Linked DNA regions of Homo sapiens: region 1 is linked to region 2. A link is a loop called in an ENCODE intact Hi-C map of the cell type or tissue named here. Cell type or tissue: heart left ventricle. All regions are shown on one strand. Links, peaks and the distances in the headings refer to the core of each region. The heading gives the core; the rest is flanking DNA. Region 1 holds the start of LOC105371671 (a long non-coding RNA gene). Region 2 overlaps LOC105371671 (a long non-coding RNA gene).

Region 1 (12,809 bases), core at 4,860-9,859, 58 kb after region 2:
TCTCCTATAATTAGCTGATCTACAAGCAAAGCTAAGCAGACACTTTTAACGTAAAGGATATGACCACAGGAGGCAGGGAGTCAGAGGAAAAATGGAGTCAGTCATGCTAAGCTTCCTTCCACTATTACAATCATAACACATTATAAAAATGAAGTGAATATAATGATAAAAAGATTACAATCAAATTGTTAATAACAACTGAAATTTTTAAAAAATTTGGAGAATTGGACCAAAGTATCCTAATTGACTATATGAACCAATAAAAAAATATTTTCATCAGGTAACAGAAAATTAGAAAAAAATAAAAAAGAAGAGGATAAAAAGTCAGATGTCCAGGAAATGCTTGGAAAAGTGATATTACTATTCTATTTTTTTTTGGATTTTTAGATAAAATCCAACACTACTCATCGATCAGTTAAGAACATTAATATCTTTAACAAAATATGCCCAGCTAGAGGAAAATTTAAAACAATACCATCTCAAAGGTCTCTCCAACTTTAGAGCTATTGAGAAAAAGAGAACATCTAATTTGAGAATGAAGACCCCAAAACCCCAAACCAGTTTCAATACAAATTTATCAAATTTTCTACTCTTCTTAGACACTGCAGTAAAAAATGTCTTAGTCTCAAAATCAATTTAAATGAATGAAAATAAAGTATCATTGAAAAAAATGGGGACTTTTTTTTTATTCTGTTTTATGAACTTCAATTGTCATTTGTTCAGGTTGCTCTACACAAAGTTTTTCAAATGTGTTTTTTTAATTTTTGAGAAACACAATATGAGGCTTAGCTGTGATTTTCAGCCCGGAGACATTATGAGTTTTTTTTGCTAGTTCTGAATCATTGTGTTAAAATTATGATTTGTTTTAGTATAGTGCTTCAGGAAATAATAACAACACTTTTAGTATTTCAAATAATACTTTTAAATAAAAAATCTTAGGAAGGTTGAAATTTCTGAAGTTGGCATATAGTGTTCCTCATGCTAATATGCTTCTTGAAAGGTTAGAAACATTTAGAGGTGCCAGTAGTTGTTCAGGGCACAAAGATACCATAAATCTTTCTCAGACACATATATATATGTGTGTGTGTGTGTATGTGTGTGTGTGTGTGTGTGTGTATATATATATATATATAACACATTAATTTTTCAGTATTTTAGGAAAGATTTAAGAGTATAATATATATACTCTTAAAATCTGATAAACTCCAAATGAAATTTATATACTGGTGGGAGCTGAGCTCATTTCTCAGCTCAGCATTTCTCAATGCTTTCTACTGTGCTAAAAGTAGAGAAAATGTTAACGAACAACTAAAGAATAAACAACACTGCCTTATATTAAAGGTACAGATCAGCAAACAGAAATGATGCCTGTTATATAAGGAATTTAGCCTCCAGTCCAGGCAAGGCTTCACAGGGTCACAGGTTGAGACAAGGTTACAAACTTCCAGAATCCCTTTTGTAACATTTGCATGTGCTTAAGGGAATGTGACCTCAGTGGAAATGGCTCACATTAGCCAAATTCATAGGAGACTGACGTGACCAAATGAGAAATCATTAATGTATAAATAAAAATGTAATTCTAAAAGAAAGTGTAACACTTATTTTCCTTGTTTGACACAAATATTCTCTGGAGAAAAATCCTCTTGAAAAGCACAAAGAAACTACAGTTGGGTGATGATAATAATTAGCACTTGTGACCAGAGGAGTCTGCATCTGCTGGGCAAGGCTGCCCTAAGGACCAGGGCTGAAGACACCATACAACATCTTTGCTCTCAAACTTTTACTTTTCTAAAGATACTCCCCTTACTGATCACACAGTCTTTTTATGAACAGGACACATCATAAGAAATTGAGAGAAGGCAAATTAGGTTAATTAACTTCTTACATAAAATCTCAATGGACGGGGGGACAGGATGACTGATTAAAGCAGAACTGAAATGGTCAAAATGGATTGGAGGTCCACTTTTCCACTTCAGAAGCTTTCTCATTCCACCTCCATTCCATTTCATCTCTACAGAACTCTGGAGCTTCGCTAACAAAGACTGAAAAGTTTCTGGATTAAAGAGAAGCAGTATCCTCTAGTGGTCAATGATAGAATCTTATTTGCCCACTGTTTAAAACCGAAATTTCTTTGTTCCTAAAACAGCATATTAGTATCTTATCCCTATACCAGTGTGAATGAGCTAGCTTATCCTTTAGTAAAAACAATTCTCAAATCTCATTGACATAAAATATAAGGTGCTTGTTTCCCACTCTGTCATGTTTTTCACAATTATCCTGCATGTTTTTTTTTTCTTACTCCAGACTCAACCAATCTCTGGACATTGCTGGAAACTGCAAAGAGGAAAAAAAGAACTTATATAGACCCTAGAAACTTCTACCCAGAAGTGACACAACTTAATTCTGCTCACATCTTACTGACCAAAGTCACAAGGCCGAGGCTGACCTCATGGTGCAGGCTCATGTAATACTGATCTGGAAAACAATATTAATGTGATCCAACACACAACTAAACAACACATTTCCTACAAACCTGAGAAGTGCTTAAGGAAACTGTATCGCTATCATTTTTCAATGTAGCTCAGAAATATTATGGTCCCATATATTCTGTTAATTCTTAAATCTATGGTAAAGGTGGAGTTGGTGCTGGTGGAGGAGGGGGTATGTGGTTTGTGATCATTTTGGAACATTTGCCAGCAGCAGAATTTTGTTTATCTTTCAGTGTGGATTCCTCAAGGTAGGAATAGAATGGGCACAGTTCCAGCAGTGTTAGAAGACATGGCAGCACTTTCTGTATATTTCATTGTTTTCTTGAGTTTTAGTTTGTGTTCCTGTTTTCCTTAAATATCAAATATGTTTATTTTCTTACTGGTCCTGGAATATAAACCGCATAATTTAACGAGAGGAGCATCTTAAATGTGATTGAAAGCCTCACTCTCCTGGGCAGGCTGGCAAGCATTACGTTCAGATGTCTGTCATTAAAATGGCATCTTTGGTTTTTCCATCATCATTGTTAATCACTAGTAATGAGAATTAACTACTGGAAATAGATAATGCCTCATGAACCTGTCAAAGTCTGGAAAAAGATACTGAAAAAGATGCTATATACTGCAATGGTTTTTAAATATATATATATCTAAATAAAAAAATGCTTGCTTATCTATCCAGATACCTTCAATAGTTTTTCAAAAAATAGTTTTCACCTGGATTGGTATTTTAAAAATGTGACCCACAGAGGCATGCCCCTTTATGAGCTGTGCAACCTCAGAGAAGAAAGAGCCAAGAAATGTGTTCCCAAGTGCGAGGGCCTCTCCTCTGCTTTCAACAAAGGAACTACACTAGTTTTTATCTGTATAATTTTATTTAGATTGCTTAGGTTTTCATTTAAGGAAAGGCATCATGGCTAAAAACAACAGCAAATCAAAACAAAAACAAATTTAAAAAATAATTGAATGCCACTAATCTATATGATGTAAAGAACTTTCAAAGAGGCACTATAGCATAGTGATTAAGACTGTTCTGAAACTAGAATGCTTCGGATAATGTTCTATAGCTAGAATGCTATATAAGCAGGCCTGATAGAAGTGTTGGTCTGATTATTGATTTTACAATTAGCCATTGATTTATTTAGAGAAAAGATAAACAAAGCTTGTTTTAAAGTGTATATTTTAAAAATTAAAAACATAGCAAAAATGTTGTTTGTTAAAATATTCATTATTTGGGGGAAAGTTTGAAAACAAAATGAATTCCCAAGTTAAGAGAAAGTCTCAATCTTTAACAATTAACAAGTTAGCATAAATTACTAATTGACATTACCAAGTACAGGTAATTTTCATGTAAAAAGAAAGTAGAAACAGCTTTAAGAGGTCAATGTATCAACTTCTCGTGATTCAGAACTCCAAAAGTTTGTTGTTTAGGATGTTTTCATATTTTTCATGTATATTTGTTTTACACTATCAAAACCTTTGTGGTAATTACCTTAATAAATTTTTTAAAAAATTATTGTTTTATATGACCAATTTATATTTCTTATTTAAAAAAAGTTTGTAATTATTCCTATTCCTTCAGAGAATAGAGCTTCTGAAATTTGTTTTTACTTTTATGTCAGGCCTCTGAGCCCAAGCTAGGCCATCATATCCCCTGTGACCTGCACGCATACATCCACATGGCCTGAAGCAACTGAAGATCCACAAAAGAAGTGAAAATAGCCTTAACTGATGACATTCCACCATTGTGATTTGTTCCTGCCCCACCCTAACTGATCAACGTACTATATAATCTCCCCCACCCTTAAGAAGATTCTTTGTAATTCTCCCCACCCTTGAGGATGTACTTTGTGAGATATACCCCCTGCCCGCAAAACATTGCTCCTAACTCCACCGCCTATCCCAAAACCTATAAGAACTAATGATAATCCCATCACTTTTTACTGACTCGCATTTTGGACTCAGCCTGCCTGCACCCAGGTGAAATAAACAGCCTTGTTGCTCACACAAAGCCTGTTTGGTGGTCTCTTCACAGGGACGTGTGAGACACTTTAAATTCAAGATAACTTCTATTTCAAAGTCTCAAGAAGTATTTAATAGAAAATTCTATCTCCCTTTCAGTTTAAAAAAATTATGAAAGATGTGCTCAAAATCAACTCCAGTACAATCTGTAAAGATTCAATATATCTGACAGAAATAGTAACCACATCCTGAATTTGAGAACATACACCTACATTTTTAGTTTCTGCTTAGTATATAAAAAGCTGAGAAGACCATTACTTCTACTCTATTACCAAGGGTGGGGGTGGGGGGTTGAAACAAATATACAATCTACTGTAAAATTTAAAAAGCAGACAGTCATTGACAGACTATCTCCATACTTTTAGTTCCTACGTAACAAACTGTAACACAACTTATTATGAAAACAAACCAAGGCCTGGAGCAGTGGCTCCTGTGTATAATCCCAACATTTTTGAAGGTGGAGGCAGGTGGATTCCGTGAGCCCAGGAGTTTGACATCAGCCTGGGCAAAACAATGAAACCACATCTCTACAAATATACAAAAATTAACCGGGTATAGTGGTGCATGCCTGTAGTCCCAGCTACTGGGGAGGCTGAGGTGGGAGCCTGGGAGTTCAGGGGTGCAGGGAGCTGTAATTGTGCCAGGGCACTCCAGCCTGGGCAACAGATTGAGACCTTGTCAAAAAAAAAAAAACAAGGAAAGGAAAGGAAAAAGGAGAGGAGGAGGGAAGGAAGAAGAAAGGCAAGGCAAGGAAAAGAAGAAGAAAGGCAAGGCAAGGAAAAGAAGAAGAAAGGCAAGGCAAGGAAAAAAAGAAGAAAGGCAAGGCAAGGAAAAGAAGAAGAAAGGCAAGGCAAGGAAAAGAAGAAAGGCAAGGCAAGGAAAAGAAGAAAGGCAAGTCAAGGAAAAGAAGAAGAAAGGCAAGGCAAGGAAAAGAAGAAGAAAGGCAAGGCAAGGAAAAAAAGAAGAAAGGCAAGGAAAGGAAGAAGAAAGGAAAGGAAAGGAAGAAGGAAGGCAGGCAGGCAAAACCATGCTTATTAGTATAGTCTTGTAACAAACAGCTGGTTTTCAGCCAGACACAAACAGCTGAACTTCAGGCAATCACAGGTAGCCAAGGATCAGACTATGCCCAAATAAAGCAAATGCCTCATCACACCATACCCAGATAAGGCAGATACCTAATTGTAGCCAATCAGACAATTTCCCTTTTTTGTTTTGTTGGGGAAACCAGCCCCACACCGCCGGGCGGGTACCCCAAGTCCAGCAGAGACAAAGGAATTAGAAAGAGACAGAATAAGAGTTTAAAAGGCAGGTCCAGGGGACCGGAGCAGAGGCTTGCTCACGGCCCAGAGCTCTCAGCCTCCACCCAATTTATTGGTTTACAAGCTCTTTGTTCTCAGGGCAAATGGGAGAGGTAAGAAGGGATGAGGAAAAGAATTAATCAGTAAAGGAGAACTTGTGAGTCATTCAATAAAATGTATAGCAGTGGCGGTTTCTGTCAATTTCCTCGAGCAAAGGCGTGTGTCTAAACTACTTAAGCTCTTACCAGGACCGAAACAGGTGGGAGCGGGTTTCAGCAGGAGCCAAGTTGTTTGATTATACTCCAGTACTTCAAGGGAGTGTTATCTCCCCACGCACCCGTGGCATGCCCCGAGCTGTTATGCTCTCGGGGCATCAAGACATGAAGGCAATAAGGATGTGTCTGGAATTGGTGGGTTCTTGGTCTCACTGACTTCAAGAATGAAGCCGCAGACCCTCGTGGTGAGTGTTACAGTTCTTAAAGGTGGCGTGTCCGGAGTTTGTTCCTTCTGATGTTCGGATGTGTTCGCTCTTCTGGTGGGTTCGTGGTCTTGCTGGCTCAGGAGTGAAGCTGCAGACCTTCGCAGTGAGTGTTACAGCTCTTAAGGTGGCACGTCTGGAGTTGTTCTCTCCTCCCAGTGGGTTCGTGGTCTCGCTGGCTTCAAGAGTGAAGCTACAGACCTTCACGGTGAGTGTCACAGCTCATAAAAGCAGTGTGGACCCAAAGAGTGAGCAGCAGCAAGATTTACTGCAAAGAGCAAAAGAACAAAGCTTCCACAGTGTAACAGGGTTCCCAAGCAGGTTGCCACCGCAAGCTCAGGCAGCCTGCTTTTATTCTCTTATCTGGTCCTACCCACATCCTGCTGATTGGTAGAGCCCAGTGGTCTGTTTTGACAGGGTGCTGATTGGTTCCTTTACAATCCCTGAGCTAGACACAAAGGTTCTCCACCTCCCCACCAGATTAGCTAGATACAGAATGTCAATTGGTGCATTCACAAACCCTGAGCTACACACAGGGTGCTGATTGGTGTGTTTACAAACCTTGGGCTAGATACAGAGTGCCGATTGGTGCATTTACAATCCTTGACCTAGCCATAAAGGTTCTCCAAGGCCCCACCAGAGTAGCTAGATACAGAGTGTGGATTGGTGTATTCACAAACCCTGAGCTAGACACAGGGTGCTGATTGGTGTGTTTACAAACCTTGAGCTAGTACAGAACCTTAGCTAGACATAAAGGTTCTCCACCTACCCAGCAGACTCAGGAGCCCAGCTGGCTTCACCCAGTGGATCCAGCACGGGGGCTGCAGGTGGAGCTGCCTGCCAGTCCCGTGTCGTGTGCCCACACTTCTTAGCCCTTGGGTGGTCGATGGGACTGGGTGCCGTGGAGCAGGGGGTGGTGCTCGTTGGGGAGGCTCGGGCCGCACAGGAGCCCGTGGAGCAGGGGGAGGTTCAGGCATGGCAGGCTGCAGGTCCCGAGCCCTGCCCCGTGGGCAGGCAGCTAAGGCCCGGCGAGAAATTGAGCACAGCAGCTGCTGGCCCAGGTGCTAAGTGCCTCACTGCCCAGGGCCGGTGGGGCTGGCCGGCCGCTCCGAGTGCGGGGGCCGCTCCGAGTGCGGGGTCCACCGAGCCCACGCCCACCCGGAACTCGCACTGGCAGACAAGCACCGCGCGCAGCCCCGGTTCCCGCCCGCGCCTCTCCCTCCACACCTCCTCGCAAGCTGAGGGAGCCGGCTCCGGCCTTGGCTAGCTCAGAAAGGGGCTCCCACAGTGCAGCGGCGGGCTGAAGGGCTCCTCAAGTGCCGCCAAAGTGGGAGCCCAGGCAGAGGAGGCGACCAGAGTGAGCGAGGGCTGTGAGGACTGCCAGCACGCTGTCACCTCTCAAGGAGACTTTTCTCCTCAGAGGCCGCCCATGGCTCCCCATGGGTGTCTCACACAGGGGAGACCAACTTATCTGGCATCCCAGAAACTCTTTCCCACATGTTTCTTTTCTTGGCCTATAACAGCTTACTGCTCATGCTGCTGGGTGGAGCTCTCCTAAGCTCCTCTGGTTCTGAATGCTTTTCAATTCATGAATCATTCTTGGTTCAAGCAAACTGTCAAATTTGTCTAAAGGCTTTCTTTTTACACTACAAAGATCATGTATTTACTTGAGCTTATTAGAGACCTAAGGTCACAAGGCAACCAATTAGTTTGAAATCTAAGGAAAGACAAAGACTTAAAGGAGAGACAGACAAAGACTTAAAGGAGAGACAGACAAGAGCTTCCCTGGAGCAGACTGTAAGATGAAAAGAAGTCCGGCTTAAAAGAGGGTCTGGTGATTTTAGCCACACTTTTAAGAACTTTCTAAAGGTCAGGTGACAAATTACTAGACTAGAGTGAGAAATTAGAAACCCTGAAACTCGTGAGGGGAATTTGACCTCACAAAGAATTTCTTCTTCATTGGCCTCAACAGGGGTTCATGAGAGATATTGAGATCAGGGTAGGATACCAGAGAAGTTTCCTAGAGTGTTGCAGGCGTGTTGGAGGGAAGTAGCTGCTGCTACAGAAGAGGCACATACCTCTATTCCGTCCTTTCCCCTGTGGAATGGAAGCCTTTGTTACAGTAGAAAGAGCAGCAAAATCAATATACTTCAAGGCGAATAGTAACCACAAGAAACCATCTTAAGCCCAGAGTGACAAACATCCTTGACCACTGAGATAGGATCTTGTGAAAGAGCTGGAAAATTCTTGTGACACAAGGCTGGTTATAGATTCTAGAGAATTGTCTATCTTGGGAAGAAAGACAAAGATCACTGAGAAAACCAAATCTAGACAAAAGGTATGCCTAAGAATGAGACTGAACCAATAAAATGAAAACGCCATAGAACTAAAAAGTTGGTATATATTATTCCAAGTATATGGATAATTACAAGAAGAATATATAATCTAAATATTACAGTTAAATACAGAGATTGACATTAAAACTTTGAAAAGCACAACCAACTGTATATTGTCTCTAAGACATCTACTTTAAATGTAGCAACTCAGAAAATTATAGTTGTAGACTTTAACATTCCTTTCTCGGTAACCAGGAGAATCAATAAAATCAGCAGGGATTTAAAATATTCAACCAAAACTATCAACCAATTTGATATAGTTTATATTTATGCAACACTATACCCAACAATGAAAGAATATGTACTATTTTCAAGTGGGCATGGAACATTAATTAAGATAAGTTGAATCCTGGATCATGGTTAAGTAATTGAAATAATACAGGCCACGCATGGTGGCTGGCTGGATGCGGTGGCTCACACCTGTAATACCAGCACTTTGGGAGGCCGAGGAGGGCGGATCACCTGAGGTCAGGAGTTTGAGACCAGCCAGACCAACATGGCGAAACTCCATCTCTACTAAAAATACAAAACCTAGCCAGGCGTGGTGGCACATGCCTGTAATCCTAGCTTCTGGGGAGGCTGAGGCAGGAGAATTGGTTGAACCCAGGAGGCAGATGTTGCAGTGAGCCGAGATTGCGCCACTGCACTCCAGCCTGGGCAATAGAGCAAGACTCTGTCTCAAAAAAAAAAAAAAAAGAAAGAAAAGAAAAAAGAAATAATAGAAATAATATAACGTATGTTTTCTGATCACAGCATAGTTAAACTGGAAATCGATGAGAGAACAAAAAGATATCTCTAAACTACCCAAATACTTGGAAAGGAAATATCACCATTCTAATTAACCTGCAAGTCAAAAAGAAACAGTGGATATTAGAAAATATTTTAAACAAACTGTTAATGAAAGGACAACATATAAACGCTGTGTGATGCAAACTGACCGGTAAAGAAAAATTTATTAGAAAATAAAAATATTGCATAACAATGAAAAAGCTTCCATTTAAATGATAGAGATAAAAACAGGAGAAAATTAAACAACACAAAAATAAATAATAAGTGCATGTAGAAATGAATACAGTTAATTTTTTTTAAATAATGGAAATCAATAACACCAATAGGGGGTTGGTTGGAAAGAACAATACACTATAATTGCTAAATCAAGCCACTTAGAGCAAAATAAAGATGAAAAACACAAATTACCAATAAGTGAAAGAGGGGATATTATAACACATGCTATAAACATTAAAATGATAGCACTATATTAGGCTTATGTAATCCTATATTTTTTAATAAGTTGAATTCATAATTTTAAAAATTCCAACAACCACAAAAATTCCAAATCAAGGAGTCTTCAATAGAGATTTCTTCCTGTCATGTGTAGAAGAAGTAATACCAATTGTATGCAAATTTTCCAAAAAATTAAAGACTAGGGAAAAGTTTTCATTCATTTTATGAGGTCTGCAGTACTCTGACACAAAAACAAGACAAAAATAAGAAAACTAGAGGCTGTTATTACCAATAAAAATAAAAATAAAGAAAATCTCCAGCAAAATATTAGCAAATGAAATCCAGCAATATATTAAAATAAAAACATATCATGACCAAGTAAGTTTTATCTGGCATACGTAAGACTGGTTTAACACTTGAAAGTTAGTATATTCACTGTATTAACAGATTAAACTAGAAAAATGATGTAATTCTCTTGCTAGAGAGAGAAAATACATTCGTTAAAATTCAACATTCATTCATGATAAAAATGATTACTAAACTAGGACTAGAAGGAAAGTCCTTTACCCATGCTGAAAAAATTTGTACATAGATCAATGAAATAGTCTGCATTATTATTTTATTTTTATTAAGCTATTACATTTTTAAACATATTTTATACACATGTTCTTTACCAAGTATGTGATTTGTTATTTTTTATTTCTTTATGTATTTTTTGCCTGTGGCTTTCAGCAATTTTTCTGGAAGACAGGAGAAATGCTATCGTTTTTGCCTTTCACAATTGGTAGAATTCTCTGATCTTTAGATTTAGCCTGATATATCTTTTTCTGTCTTTTTATTTTTAACCTATTTTATCTTTAGCTTTAAATAGGTGTCTCATAAGCAGCGTACAAATAGGTCATAGTTTTTTATGCAGTCTGACAGTTTGACTTTTTTTCTTGAGACAGAGTCTCACTCTGTCATCCAGGTTGGAGTGGTACAGTGGCACAATCTCAGCTGACTGCAACCTCTGCCTCCCGGGTTCAAGTGATTTTTCTGCCTCAGCCTCTGGAGTAGCTGGAATTTCGGGTGCCTGCCATCATGACGAGCTAACTTTTGTATCTTTAGTAGAGACAGGGTTTCACCATGTTGGCCAAACTGTTCTCCAACTCCTGACCTCAGGGGATCCTCCTGTCTTGGCCTCCTAAAGTGCTGGGATTACAGGGGTGAGCCACCCTGCCTGGCCACAGTCCGACTTTTAATTGGGGTATTTAGACTACTTACAATTAATGTAATCATTAATGTGATAATTACCTTGTTAATTGTTTTGTACTTGGAAGTTCCATCTGTCATTTGCTTTTTTTCTCCAATTTTCTTCCTTCTTATGCACTAATTAAATGTTTTCATTGATCCTACTTTGTGCTGTTTGTTGGCTTATTAGCTATAAATCTTTATTTTATTATTTTAGTGGCATGTTATAGTGTGTAGTGTACATTTTTAACTTATCAAATTATCACAGCCTATGTTAATGTGATATACCACTTCATATATAGTATGTAATCCTTGCAACAATGTAATTTCATTTCTCCTTTCCTGGCTTACATGATATTGTTTTTATGTATTTGACTTTTATATTTGACATGTTACAAGCCTCGCAATACATTGTTATTATTTTTGCTTAAACAGTCACAATCTTTAACACAAATTTAAATAATAACAAAAAATATTATTTATATTTACACATATATTTATAATTTTTAGTGCCCTTTTTCTGTGAGGGTCTAATTTACTATATGGTTATCATTTTACTGCTACCGGAAGCATTTCTTTAATTTTCTGATGATTTTTTTCGGATACTTTTTTATGTATTCTAAATGTTTTATTTTGTCTTTGTATTTTGAAGATATTTTCACTAGTTAAATAATTCTCATTTGGCAGTTATTTTCATTTCAGTACTTTGAAGGCATTGCTTTACTGTCATATAGCTTGTACTGTTTTGACATGAAATCTTCATTTTCTTTATATTTGATCCTCTATCCATAGTTGTATTTTTCTCTGATTCCTTTAAGTATTTTTTCCCTTTTATGGATTTTATGTAATTTGCTTATGATATGCCTTTTATAGTTAACTTTGTTTTTCTTACTATTTGGGTTCATTGAGGTTTTAGGCCCTATGGGTTTATGGTTATCGTTTTGGAAAATCTTTGAAGATTAGGTCTCCAAATTATTTTCTCTCTACTTTTGTCTCCTTTAGCAATTCCAGATACTTATATAAAAAGATGTTGGTGGGTAGCCTACGGATCTTGATGTTGCTGTCTTTTTTTTTAATCTTTATTTCTCTTCAAGTAGTTTCTATTGCTACTGTTTCAAGTTTCCTAAGCTTTTCTTCTGTAAAGTCTCATCTGTCATTAATCCCATCCAGCATGTTTTTCATCTAGAATTTCTTCTCACATGAACCCTTATTTAACCTCAAACCTTTCTCCAAGTTTCACCTTCCTTTCAATAACCAAATCCACCTCCAAACCGACCTTTTTATCCAGTGACAACTCATATAATATTATTTTTTGAATTGTTTAATTCCTCTTTGCTCCAACCTCTCCTTTCCTAAGTGGGGCATAGAGCTCAAATTACTTAATCATAAAGTGGATTTACTTGTCTTGTTCCTCAACCAAAATAGCCACTGTTCCTAACGTTATCTATGCTTATGCCTCTTTCCTAGAACTCTCATTGTGGTAGACTTGAGGGGGATCATTTGAGAGAAATAATATATTATTTTTGCTTGCATTGATCTATTTATATAAATCTAACTAGTCATATCATAAAAAACTTGGTTCTCAAACTAAAGACAGGAAAATCTGTGTGTAAAACCAAAATGTAGTAAATCCTTATCTTATGTGAAAAGAGTAAAAAGACACAATTTCATTTAT
Region 2 (12,809 bases), core at 4,520-9,519:
TTTCTAAATAAATGGGACAAAAGTAATACAATTTAATCAACCAGGGCAGTTTATTATAAGTATTTTAAGGAAATACACTTTTTTTCTGGGATAAGTCATAATATGTTTGATTCAGCATAGATTGGATTCCAGGTGAATCAAAAAGCTGCCTTAAATATAAAAATGCTTATTTGGGGATAGGTAAGATATCGCTGAATATTTGCAGTATAATGCTATTTAATTTCAGTTAAACATATACTTATTCTATATGTTTTTCATAAAATTGAGCTCTTTATTAATCATTTAAGAAGTGAAAGACCTTTTTTAGTATTGAAAGATAAATATGATAATTCCAACGACTCTTGTAATATTGGATGAGAATATGAATGCTCGTTATAGAATACTGTATTTGTTTTATCTGCTATAAAGTGTTCAATTACAAATGTAAATCATTTTGTCTTCATTTTGGCTTTATCACCCACTTCTGTGATCATTAATTTGTGAATGGTGATCTTACTGATCTGTATCTCTTTATCTTAATTGACTTTTTATTTCAAATATAGATCCCCCAAAATAAGCATATGGCTAATTTATTTAAAAATTTAAAAAGGTAATTAATATGTATTATGTATTTTAAGACACATACCATTATTTGAACTGATATAGAAATTGTTATAATATTCAATGCTTTTATATATTATGAAAATTTATGCATATTTTCCTCTGTCTTAGGCCAATATTCTAGAAAACAAACTGAGAAAACCTTAAGTGGCAATATTTAATTGGGTGTAATCTTTGGGTTCTGAGAGTGATGGCACAGTGATATGCGGCTGGGAGGAATGAGAAGCAAATGTATGGTGATATGTTACTGAGCTGGCTGCCACTTTGTGAAGAGCAGTGACTGTCACTGAGCCATGTGAGACAGCCCTAGGAAGTCCCTGGGAAGTGAGACAGTTATATAGAATTGGTTCCTATGGGCACTGGGATGGAGCAAGTGAACAAGGGCCCAGAAGACAGGTAAGTTTTAGCAAATATTATGAAACACAGAAGATGTGCCCTATATAGTCTGTTTTATTTGTGGTTTTCAAATGTGATTGTGCCCCACTAGTGTATCTGAATCCCATACCAACAAATGGGACACCACTTAGTAAAACATTTCTTTACTAATTGTAAAATACAAGCTAAATCAGGCAGAATCTAAGTAGACACCAATCTCAATCTTCTAGAATCTTTAAGAAAGAACATTAATTTTAAAAATAAAATGAAATAAAAGTTATAGCCTCCTGTGCTGCAACTCCATTCATCACATCACCACCCATTCTAGACTTTCTTCATCCTTGGCCAACACTCCAACTGGCAGGGGCAGTTAGACATGCGTTAGGTGAAGCTTCTAGTTCAACATCATCATTAGTATCCCCTAGAACAAAATGTTTTCCCTCTGGGAACTAGGATACCATCCCTGGCAAAACTTAAAGCTGCAAGAAAGAGAAACAATAATTGCACAAATGATTCAGTGGGTACGATGGCCAGATGTGTTTTACTGTTTGAATCCCTCATTTCCATGGATCATTTAATCTACTTATTGGAACATGCCACCATATATTGGCAAATGATTCAATGTATGTTGTCTTTCCTGGTATAACTCCACAAGGTGTTCCCCAAAAACTTACATATGCCTTCAACACTTCTAACGGTCTGGTTGTTTCTCAGTGATAAAGCATAATGTAAAGCCAGTGAGATCCATGATCCTAAGCTTATTGTTCCAATTCTTTGCATAGTATGTGCCTCCTGGTCTGAATCAACATTGCTTTTGATACCATGTTCATGAATCAGGCATTCTATAAGCCCTCAGACTGCATATAGAGACAGCACGATGAAGAAAATCATCTGTCTCTCTAGAATGTGTATTAAATCTGGTAAAATGAATAGCTACACCTCTCAAAGTGCAAGAAATATAATGTAATTGACCAGCTCTTAGGTGGCAGGCAGTTTCCTATGCATTATCAAGGGCTCAGCATCTTTCTTTTCTGCGAGCAGGTTGGGCATTGATGAGTGTCAAAAGCTAGATGCCTTGTTAAGAAGAATTCCATTTTCTTAGAACAATGCATAGTCCTCATATTTGTTACTATGTCCACCCTGCCCATGGGCCCACTTTAAATAACTTAGGTGGCACAGGAAAGAAGCTATCTAATTTCCATAGCATATACTCTTCTCCACCTGCTGGCTAAAAAAAAAAAAAACTCATCTGTGCCATTGCTATCCTTTGACATTTAAATGAAACACAAAGATTCATGCATTTTTACTCATGAACAGAAATTCATATATATATATATATTATATATATATGTATACATTTGTGTCAGAACTACCTCGCACTTATCTTCTAAGTTGTTCATGCCAGCCCACTGACCAGGTGTTTACAGTTACCTTGCACAGAAGATAGGACATACATGTATATATATTCCAGAACAATTTTCTTCCATAGGAAGTAGATAACCAAGTTTACTGATTGCACCTCTATGTACCAGAAAAGTTTTTCTCTACCTTTATCTTTTGGATCCATGCTGATGTGCCAGTAATATGGTAACAATTCATTTCCAGTTAATGCTATCATAAAGGTTTAACTCTTCATTAAATTGTTTTTGAAACTAATTCCTTTCATCTCTCCTTTATTTGGTCTTATTATTGTATTAGTCGCAGTTCCCTAGAAAAACAGAACCAATAATCTATCTATCTATCTACCTACCTACCTACCTATCTATCTATCTATCGATCAATATATTTATCTAGCTAGCTAGCTCCATCTTCTGCAAGCTGGAGAAACAGCAAACCCATTGATGTACTTCATTCTGAGTCAGAAAATCTGGCAACAAGGAGTGCTGATGTCCAAGGGCAGAAAAAGATAGAAGTCTCAGCTCAAACATAGAGAGTGAATTTGCCCTTCCTTCTTTTTGCTCTGTCCCAGCCCTCAGTGGATTGGATGATGCCCACCCATATTGTTGAGAGCAGACCTTGTTTGCTCGGTCTACTGATTCAGATGCTAATTTCTTCTGGAAACACCACATAGACACATCCAGAAATAATGTTTTACCAGCTATCTGGGCATCCCTTAGCCCAATCAAGTTGACACATAAACTAACCATCACAGGCATCATGAAGTCTTTGTTGTATATTCAGGAAGAATGTAAACAAAGGTAAGTGACATTGAGTTTTACCCACCTGTCCAGGTGCATTCCTTCTCTATCTACTAAAAGCTGTTCCCAAATGTGCTATTAATAGAGAAGAACAGAACGATGTCTTTCAAAAAGGGATTATGACCAAGTTATTCCCATATAATGTTTTAATGAGAGCTAGGCACTGCCTATAGAGCTGACTATAGTCCCAGCAAGTTGGGAGGCTGAGATGGGAGGATAATTTGCTGCCAGGAGTTTGAGATCAGCCCAGGCAACATACTGAGACCTCATCTCTAAAAAGTTTTAAAAATTAGCCCGTTGTGGTGGTACATGCCTGAAGTTCCAGTTACTCAAGGGGCTGAGGGTGAGAGGAGCGTTTGAGCTCAGGAGTTGGAAGTGCAGTGAGCTATGATCATGCCACGGCACTTCTGCCTGGGCAAAAGGGCAAGATTCTGTCTCTTAAAATGCATGTGTATGTGTATACACACACATGTACATACATGTTTGTGTGTATATATATTTTAATTAACAGCAAGAGAATAATTACAGCTAATACAGTAGCAATGTAGACAATATGGTAAAAATTTACTGTTGTCCTTACCATACAAAGATGAATTGGCTTTAATGTAAGTTGCAAAAAAAAGAATGGGCACAAACTAAATCCTAGACACAGTGTTACCATACCAGTAAATATAAAATATCATACCAGTAAATACCATACCAGTAAATATAAAAATATAGAATAGTTGAAATAAAGAATATATTCTTGTTATGTTTACAGTAGTCCACTGATTTCCACCATAACCTAGTTGTTCTATCAAGAGGCCTGACAGATAAATTGAATGGCGAATATCACCTTGTATCTTTCAATATTTGATTGTGACTCTAACTTTTGAATTCATTCAGGAGCACAGTATCTCTTCTTATTTTCTATCATAAAGATAATGTGTCACGGTGGTAGGCAGTTCCTGGGCCTTCATTTGGCCTTTTCTATTACTATAATTATCTTAATCCTTGGGTCAAAAGTGTATGTAATGATATGTTAGCTGTTAGGTTGACAGATGCATTGATAAACAGACAAAAGTGTATCAATAAATTAAACATAGTATAGATTTGTGAACAAACTGAGCCATCAATTGATTCCAAACCCAATTTATCACCTTACCTCCTTATGCCACAGCCATAGGATCAAAAATAATTTTTGGTACCCTGACATCAAAATTTACTTTCCTAAACTTACCATTTTATTACTGCAAGGTCTAAATAACATTGAAGCAGGTGAATCCAGTCCACAGTCTTCATAATTATCACTGCTACTCATATTAAGTGTTATGGCTGCTTGCCCTCTCAATGCCTTAAAGTCTACGTGTTTCTATCTTAGTTAATCACAAAAAAAGCTTTTAAAAATGCTATGTCACTTCCTGCCAAGAATAATTACTTTCTCAGTTACCAAGAGGAATGATGCCCATATTGCTTTCAAACAAGTTTGTAATTAAAATCCAAAATAATATCTTGAGCATCTATCATTTAAAATTATGTTGTATAGTGATAATCTTCGATCAAGTAAGTTCAAAAACAGAGAAACAAAAATATAAAGGAAAGCTTTGCTATTAATGTATTGATCCTTAGGAGGCCCAGGCAAGAAGAGTGATACTAAAATAAAATGTGGTAAAGAGTTGAAAGAAGATATTAGTTCATCTGTTACCAAATTCTATTTCCTTTACAAAGACTGCCACTATCCTTGGAAAAATCCATTAGATGAAGACATTAAAAAGGAGTTTACTTTATAACCACCTCCCCTGTGCACTCTTTCACTGCTCAGAATTTGTCTGACCGGTAAGTAACCCCACCACACTTCTGTGTAACTGAATTTGGTCTATAGGCAGCTTCTGGGCAAATGAACAGGCATACTCAGTGTCAGTCACAACCAGGGTGGCTCAGCTGGAATGGGGGATAAGAGTCCAGGAACAAGTTGTGCCTCAAAGAATCTGAAGCATTAATGCACAAAAGGTGCGCATTAATAATTCAGCAACACTCAACATGGATCAGTCTTAAAAATATAAAGGGGTGTTTATAACCTAAATTAAGGTTGAAGACAAATAGCTATACATGTTATCACCACTAATAGGCACTGTAACAGTTATCAATGTATTGCCCCTCATTTCCAATCTATCCTTATTTACCCTTCTTTGTGATACTGGGGCTGCACTCTGAATGCCTCCTTTGCTAGATAGGACAAAAGAAGCTATGTCAACAAAGGCTACTGGAGTGATGATGCAAGGCTATCACGAGAAGAAGGAGCTCCCCTTATCCTGGGGTTCTGTTTCTCCTTCAGCATGGTTGCCCGTTGGTGGTATGCTGGAGGGCATGTCACTGACCTCAGTAGTCCTAGCAGATCACTTCTACCTTACTCATATGTACCAGTGATTTTTTTTTTTTTGCTTACTCAGGGGCCATTCCTTTGACCAGCTTTAGCCCACCTTCACTATCCAGTAAGTTTTTCAGCACTTACTGAATCATTCCCATGGACTAACTTCAGCCCGCCTTCCAGTGAATTTCTCAGCTGCCTACTACATACTTTTTGTGAACCAGTTACAACTAAAGCTCACCATTTGGTGAATTTCTCCACCACCCTATGAGTCATTCCTTTGACTCAGCTCCAGACTGCCACACTTTCCAGCAAGTACCTCTACTACACAATATCCAGTTTCTTCAGTCCAGTTTTGGCCCAAACCTCTGGCAAGTTTCTTTGTCACCAGTACTCCATTTGTTTCTGTCAAAGCCATGACCTGACTGACAAGGTTATAATCTCAACACCGGGGAGCTGAAAAAGGGAGAAAAAGGGAATCATCTAAGTGCTTAATTTCTTTTTTATTCATTCTCTCTTGGTCCTAGAGATAGCAGCCACTTTCTTTGTTATTTATTTTTTTTTTATTCCTTAGGGTGCTCCTGTGACCAATTTCACCTCCTTTTTTCTAGCTAATAATTCCTTTAATTTTTCCCACACTTCAATTCCTGGTATAGGTGACTGTACCTTGACTAAAACAAGTACGATCTTCTTAGTACTCTGTTGGTTATTTGAATGTCTTTGGCATACAGTGATTTTATTTAAAAGCCAAATTGCATTCCATCTTGGAGCTACCGTATGAATGTGAGTGTGACTCTGGATAACTGTTGTCCGTGGTAGAATTTTACTTCAAAATTATAAGTTGTAACTTGATTTTATGGCCCTGGCTTAAACACTCTAACCTGGGATTCTTTCATCTAGGAACACTCAGGCTTAAAACTGAATGTGTGCGTGTGTGTGTGTTTGTGTGTGTAATGTGTATGTGCACACACAGTTCCAAATCAATTGACATTGTGACTCTTGCATAACAGTTTTTGTGCACTGGTGATAAACTTAGTGAGTCATTCTTCCTCTCATTCCTTCAAAGTTCTACTCAATGTCCCTTTACAGAAAGTCTTTTACTACTAGCATTACACAGGAGTCTTTTTTATTCCAATACTGCTATTTTTCAGAGGGGGTAGTATTTCTAAAGTGATAAGGTAGTTGTTCTGAAATTCAGGTTTTTATAGTAAATATCCATGATTCAAGAGAGCTGGTATGGACACCATGTCTGAAATGAGTGTCTTAAATACTGTGACCATCATTCTAGTGTTTTACTTACTAGTTGACATATAAGAAGTTAAGAGAATGAAATTTTTCAGTGCAGAGAACAGTGAAAATATTAACATGTCCTCTTTTTTTATTCAAACTATTTACTTAACATTTTGATGAAAACTTGCTCACCTCCCATCCAAGAAAATCAACTGTTGGTAAGTTACAGTATTACTAACATTACATTTTGCTTGGTATGTAGAAGTGAAATTCCCTAGATATCATTTTACAAGTACTGATTCTGCAACATGCAGTAATTGAGGTTTCATTTATTTTACAGGGCACACAATATGCTGAAATTGCATTATATAGAAATACAGTTCATTTAAATATAAATTTTCTAGGAGAGCAAAATAATCTACATTGTCTGCTAAATTTCTTCCCCACTAAAATTATATTATAATTAATCTTCAAATAATTTTAGAATAGCAACTATGACTATCAAATACTTTACAGCAATAAACATAACTGATTGAAAATGGAATTTTTCACCAATTTTCCAACTGAGGAAACTCTACTCTCTAGAATAAAATAATATGAAAATTAAATTGGATATTATATCCATAAAACTGCATTTTTGGAATGCAAATGTTAGTGTCCTGTGTACAAAATTAATTAAAACATCAGTCTTTCCCAAATTACAACTGTATAATTTCATTGCTGTTTATAATGATTCTTTCTACCAATTTATGTTCTGGAAGAAAGTAAAATTATATCCCAGAAGCAAAGATGAAAACTAGCACCAACACCATCATTTCAAAGTGTCTTCATTCAAAAATTCACTGTGTTTTTAAGATCTTGGTTTCTAAACTCTGTCCTTGTGTATAATAGTGGAGGCAACTCTAAATGGTTATTTAACTTGAAAAGACATTTGCAAAACCAACCCCAAGAATGAATAGAGTTCACTTTCTTGAAAAGCTGAATCATGAAATTAGCTGTGACAAAGTACATGCAAGCCTGAAGCATGTGATTTTTTTACATTTTTCTTCACATGCCATATAGCTTCTAAAATCAAATGATCCTATAACTTCAAAGGAAGCTGAAATCTTAAAAATTAGTAGTACAAGATGTAAAAGATGAAGGAAAACATCAGACAGTATTTAGAGAATCATACCAATAGATAAATAAATCATTATGTATGTAACTACTCCATTAAGCCCTACTAACAGTGCACTTTCCACCAGAGAGACAAAGAGGAAGGTGGACCCAAGAAGAGTCCTGTAGCCTTGGCTGTGTATAAGCTCTGTGCTAATTAATTCCTCATGTCCTTTTCCCACTTCTTACTTACTAAAATCAATCTAGTTTCTTCAGGCATTCTCACATGATCCAGGGAAATGTGGCCCCCACCTCAAGTTCCAGGAGTTAAGATTGTGATTCTTATAAAACAAATATAGTAATACTTTTCCTTCCAAGAATGAATGATTGGCTTATGAATGGGCAGGTAACCAAATAAGGGCCAATGAAAAATAAGAGAAAATTAGTCACAAGATTTATCAAAATTTTTTTCTCACGCCTAAGAAAGTCATTGAAGCACATCGTTTCTATGTGTGCTCCATAAGGGGTCACAATTTGGTTGTGACATATAAAATTACTGCAGCTACTTCCTCCAAGCCTGTAGATTAAACTAACATAGACAAGCTAATGTTACCCCTACCTCCACCTCAACTTTTGAATGTCTTTTTTTTCTGAACAATAAATTTCCACTTGTTTAATCCAGTTTAAACTGTGCTTTCTCTCTCTTACAGCTAAGAGCAGCCCAGTTTACTCAGTATATTTTAATAAGATTTATTATTTTTCACTCTGGAAATGCTTGATTTGGTCCATCTAAATAAAATCAATATAATAACTTCAAATACATATGAATGACAGTTATTAAATTTGACTGTAGGTTGAATAAAAAATAAACAACTATTTTAAAAATATAAATATCAATTCATATAGTCAGAAATGACTGCATCTTCATCTCTTATAAGAGAGGATCAATATTCGATTTTATAAAACCAAAAATGACTAAAACATGTCCTGTGTCTTCAAAGTGTCGAAATCAGCTGATAAAAGTTAAATAAGTAAAAGCATTTCATATCCACTCTGTTTTTATTTTTCAAGAATAAAATATATAATCGTTAACTACAGACTCTTATACTCATTTTTCCTGTCTAACTGTAATTATGTATCCTCTGACCAACATCTCCAAACCTCCCAACCCTGCAACCAACTAGCTTCTGGTAACCACTATTCTACTGTCCAGTCTTATAAGAATTATATGAGGTAATGCATTTGTTACTTAGCTAGATTTAACAATTTCACAATGTATATATAACTTAAAAATCATGTTGTCTATTATAAATATATACAAGGTTATCAATCAATTTTTAAAAATTAATTAAATAAGCAAAGTATGATCTAATCAGTAGACTTGGCCTTAATGGACAGAGTACAAAATAAAAGGCTTCGCTGAGCATATAAAAGTCAGGAAAGGTTTTGATGAATTAAAGTAGGCAATGTTGGAGGAAAAAGAAAGAAATAGGAAGCAATTACAATTGTTAAGGCAAGATGAAACAAGTTCCTGGAGTTTGGCAAGGCAGTAAATATTGAAAACTGTGAATGCAGTTGTTGATTTATTGATTGTATTGAATGAGAGAGATGGAAGATTCCAAGATTGCCTTAACTTGCATCACTACTTAATAGATGAAGTCACTAAATTGAAAATGATATATAAGACAAAGAATAAGTTGTGTATGTGGTTGATTATAATGAACATGTTATTTACATGTTATCTGAAACCCCCTTTATTATATTTAGGTAGAGATGTCCAGTAGCAATTAGAGTTCCGGGCTTGGAACTAAAAAGATGGAGTTTAAAATATCTAATCAGGAGTCATTGGTACATACGGTTAAAATAATGAGATTCGATGAAAAATGCTTGACGATTCTGAAAATGGGAAAAGGAAACATGAAACACTCAAAAACTGATATTTGATAATCTGTCAAAAGAAACAGATTCAATAATGAGAACTAAAAAGCTATGGGCAGAAGGTTTATAGGAAAACCAGGATGGAGTTATTGATTTCCTTTGTCAGTTAACAGAGTCCACAAATGATTGTGTTCTGAGAGGTTGTCTAGTTTTACATTTGTGTGTGTGTGGTTTTCTGGAAGAAGCAGGGTACTATAAGTGTTTCCATCCACAGTAGCCAGAAATATCAGCCCTGAGATCCCCAGATTATTTTGTTGAGGTCCAGTAGCCTAATGCCCATGGTTCTCTGGATCAATAATGATTTTTAAACATGAGTCCATGTTATTGCTGGCTTCTTTCTCAGTCCCCATGTACTGGGAAATACCCCCTACTCTTCCATTATTATTATTGTACTTTAAGTTCTGGGATACGTGTGCAGAACATGCAGGTTTGTTACACAGATATACACATGCCATGCTGGTTTGCTGCACTGATCAACCCATCAACTACATTAGGTATTTCTTCTAATGCTATCCCTCCCCTAGACCCCCACCCCCCGACAGGCCCTGGTATGTGATGTTCCCATCCCTGTGACCATGTGTTCTCATTGTTCAACTCCCACTAATGAGTGAGCACATGTGGGGTTTGGTTTTCTGTTCCTGTGTAAGTTTGCTGAGAATGATGGTTTCCAGCTTCATCCATGTTTCTGCAAAGGACATGAACTCATCCTTTTTTATGGTTGCATAGTATTCCATGGTGTATATGTGCCACATTTTCTTTATCCATTCTATCATTGATGGGCATTTGGGTTGGTTCCAAGTCTTTGATATTGTGAACAATACTGCAATGAACATATGTGTGCTTGTGTCTTTATAGTAGAATGATTTATAATCCTTTGGGTATATATATCCCAGTAATAGGATTGCTGGGTCAAATGGTATTTCTGGTTCTAGATCCTTGTGGAATCGCCACACTGTCTTCCACAATGGTTGAACTAATTTACACTCCCCACCATTCCTATTTCTCCACATCCTCTCCAGCATCTGTTGTTTCCTGACATTTTAATGATCAACCACTCTAACTGGTGTGAGGTGATATCTCAACGTGGTTTTGACTTGCATTTCTCTAATGACCAGTGATGATGAGCTTTTTTTCATATGTTTGTTGGCTACATAAAGGTCTTCTTTTGAGAAGTGTCTGTTTATATCCTTTGCCCACTTTTTGATGGGGTAGTTTTTTTTTTTCTTGTAAATTTGTGTAAGTTCCTTGTAGATTCTGGATATTAGTCCTTTGTCAAATGAATAGATTGAAAAAAATGTCTCCCATTCTGTAGGTTGCCTGTTCACTCTGATGATAGTTTATTTTGTTGTACAGAAGCTCTTTATTTTAATTAGATCCCATTTGTCAATTTTGGCTTTTGTTGCCATTGCTTTTGGTGTTTTAGTCATGAAGTCTTTGCCCATGCCTATGTCCTGAATGGTATTGCCTAGGTTTTCTTCTAGGGTTTTTATGGTTTTAGGTCTTACGTTTAAGTCATTAATCCATCTTGAGTTTTGTATAAGGTGTGAGGAAGGGGTCCAGTTTCAGTTTTCTGCATATGGCTAGCCAGTTTTCCCAACACTATTTATTGAATAGGGAATCCCTTCTCCATTGCTTGTTTTTATCAGTTTTGTCAAAGATCAGATGGTTGTAGATGTGTGGCATTATTTCTGAGGCATCTGTTCTGTTCCATTGGTCTATATATCTTTTCTGGTATTAGTACCATGCTGTTTTGGTTAGTATAGCCTTATAGTATAGCTTGAAGTCAGGTACCATGATGCCTCCAACTTTCTTCTTTTTGCTAAGGATTTTCTTGGCTATACGGACTCTTTTTTGATTCCATATGAAATTTAAAGTAGTTTTTTCTACCTCTGTGAAGAAAGTCAATGGTAGCTTGATGGGGATAGCATTGAATCTATAAATTACTTTGGGTAGTATGGCAATTTTCATGATAATGATTATTCCTATTCATGAGCATGGAATATTTTTCCATTTGTTTGTGTCTTCTGTTATTTCCTTGAGCAGTGGTTTGTAGTTCTCCTTAAAGAGGTCCTTTACATTCCTTGTAAATTGTATTCCTAGGTATTTTATTCTCTTTGTAGCAATTGTGAATGGGAGTTCACCCGTGATTTGGCTCTCTGACTCCCATATAATAATAGTGGGAACTTTAACACCCCACTGCCAATATTAGACAGGTCAACGAGACAGAAAATTAACGTGGATATTCAGGACTTGAACTCAGCTCTGGACCAAGCAGAGCTAATAGACATCTACAGAACTCTACCACCCAAATCAACAGACTGTACATTCTTCTCAGCACCACATTGCACTTGTTCTAAAATTGACCACATAGTTGGAAGTAAAACACTCCTCAGCAAACGCAAAAAACGGAAATCATAACAAACCGTCTCGCAGACCACAGTGCAATCAAATTAGAACTCAGGATTAAGAAACTCACTCAGAACCACACAACTACATGGAAACTGAACAACCTGCTCCTGAATGACTACTGGGTAAGTAAAGAAATTAAGGCAGAAATAAATAAGTTATTTGAAACCAACGAGAACAACATACCAGAATCGCTGGGACACAGCCAAAGCAGTGTTTAGAGGGAAATTTAGAGCACTAAATGCCCAAAGGAGAAAGCGGGAAAGATCTAAAATTGACACCCTAACATCACAATTAAAAGAACTAGAGAAGAAAGAGCAAACAAATTCAAAAGCTAGCAGAAGACAAGAAATAACTAAGATCAGAGCAGAACTGAAGGAGATAGAGACACGAAAACCCCTTCAGAAAAGATCAATGAATCCAGGAGCTGGTATTTGAAAAGATTAACCAAATAGATAGACTGCTAGCCAGACTAATAAAGAAGAAAAGAGGAGAATCAAATAGACACATTAAAAAATGATAAAGGGGATATCACCACTGATTTCACAGAAATACATACTACCATCAGAGAACACTATAAACACCTCTACACAAATAAACTAGATAATCTAGAGGAAATG

What was found. A loop is a pair of places that touch in the nucleus more often than their neighbours do. Peaks named below come from ENCODE experiments on the same cell type or tissue, not always from the same donor. Only the 100,000 strongest peaks of a DNase experiment are listed, where the experiment ranks them.
Region 1: it touches region 2 in a loop (4-fold over the local background); 1 of 110 quality-filtered maps calls a loop at or near these places.

What each region holds. Positions count from the first base shown.
Region 1 is chr1:195,715,769-195,728,577 of GRCh38, forward strand. LOC105371671 (a long non-coding RNA gene) reads right to left here and starts at 6,131. Exons shown (of 3, transcript XR_922391.1): 1 at 6,052-6,131. RefSeq lists an enhancer at 4,747-5,276. In heart left ventricle, for the core only: no CTCF peak of the experiment used is centred there; a DNase peak (open chromatin) is centred at 7,453.
Region 2 is chr1:195,658,282-195,671,090 of GRCh38, forward strand. All of the region lies in intron 2 of LOC105371671 (a long non-coding RNA gene), which reads right to left. Among named protein-coding and RNA genes, the nearest start is that of LINC01724, 420 kb to the right of the region's middle. In heart left ventricle, for the core only: no CTCF peak of the experiment used is centred there; no DNase peak of the experiment used is centred there.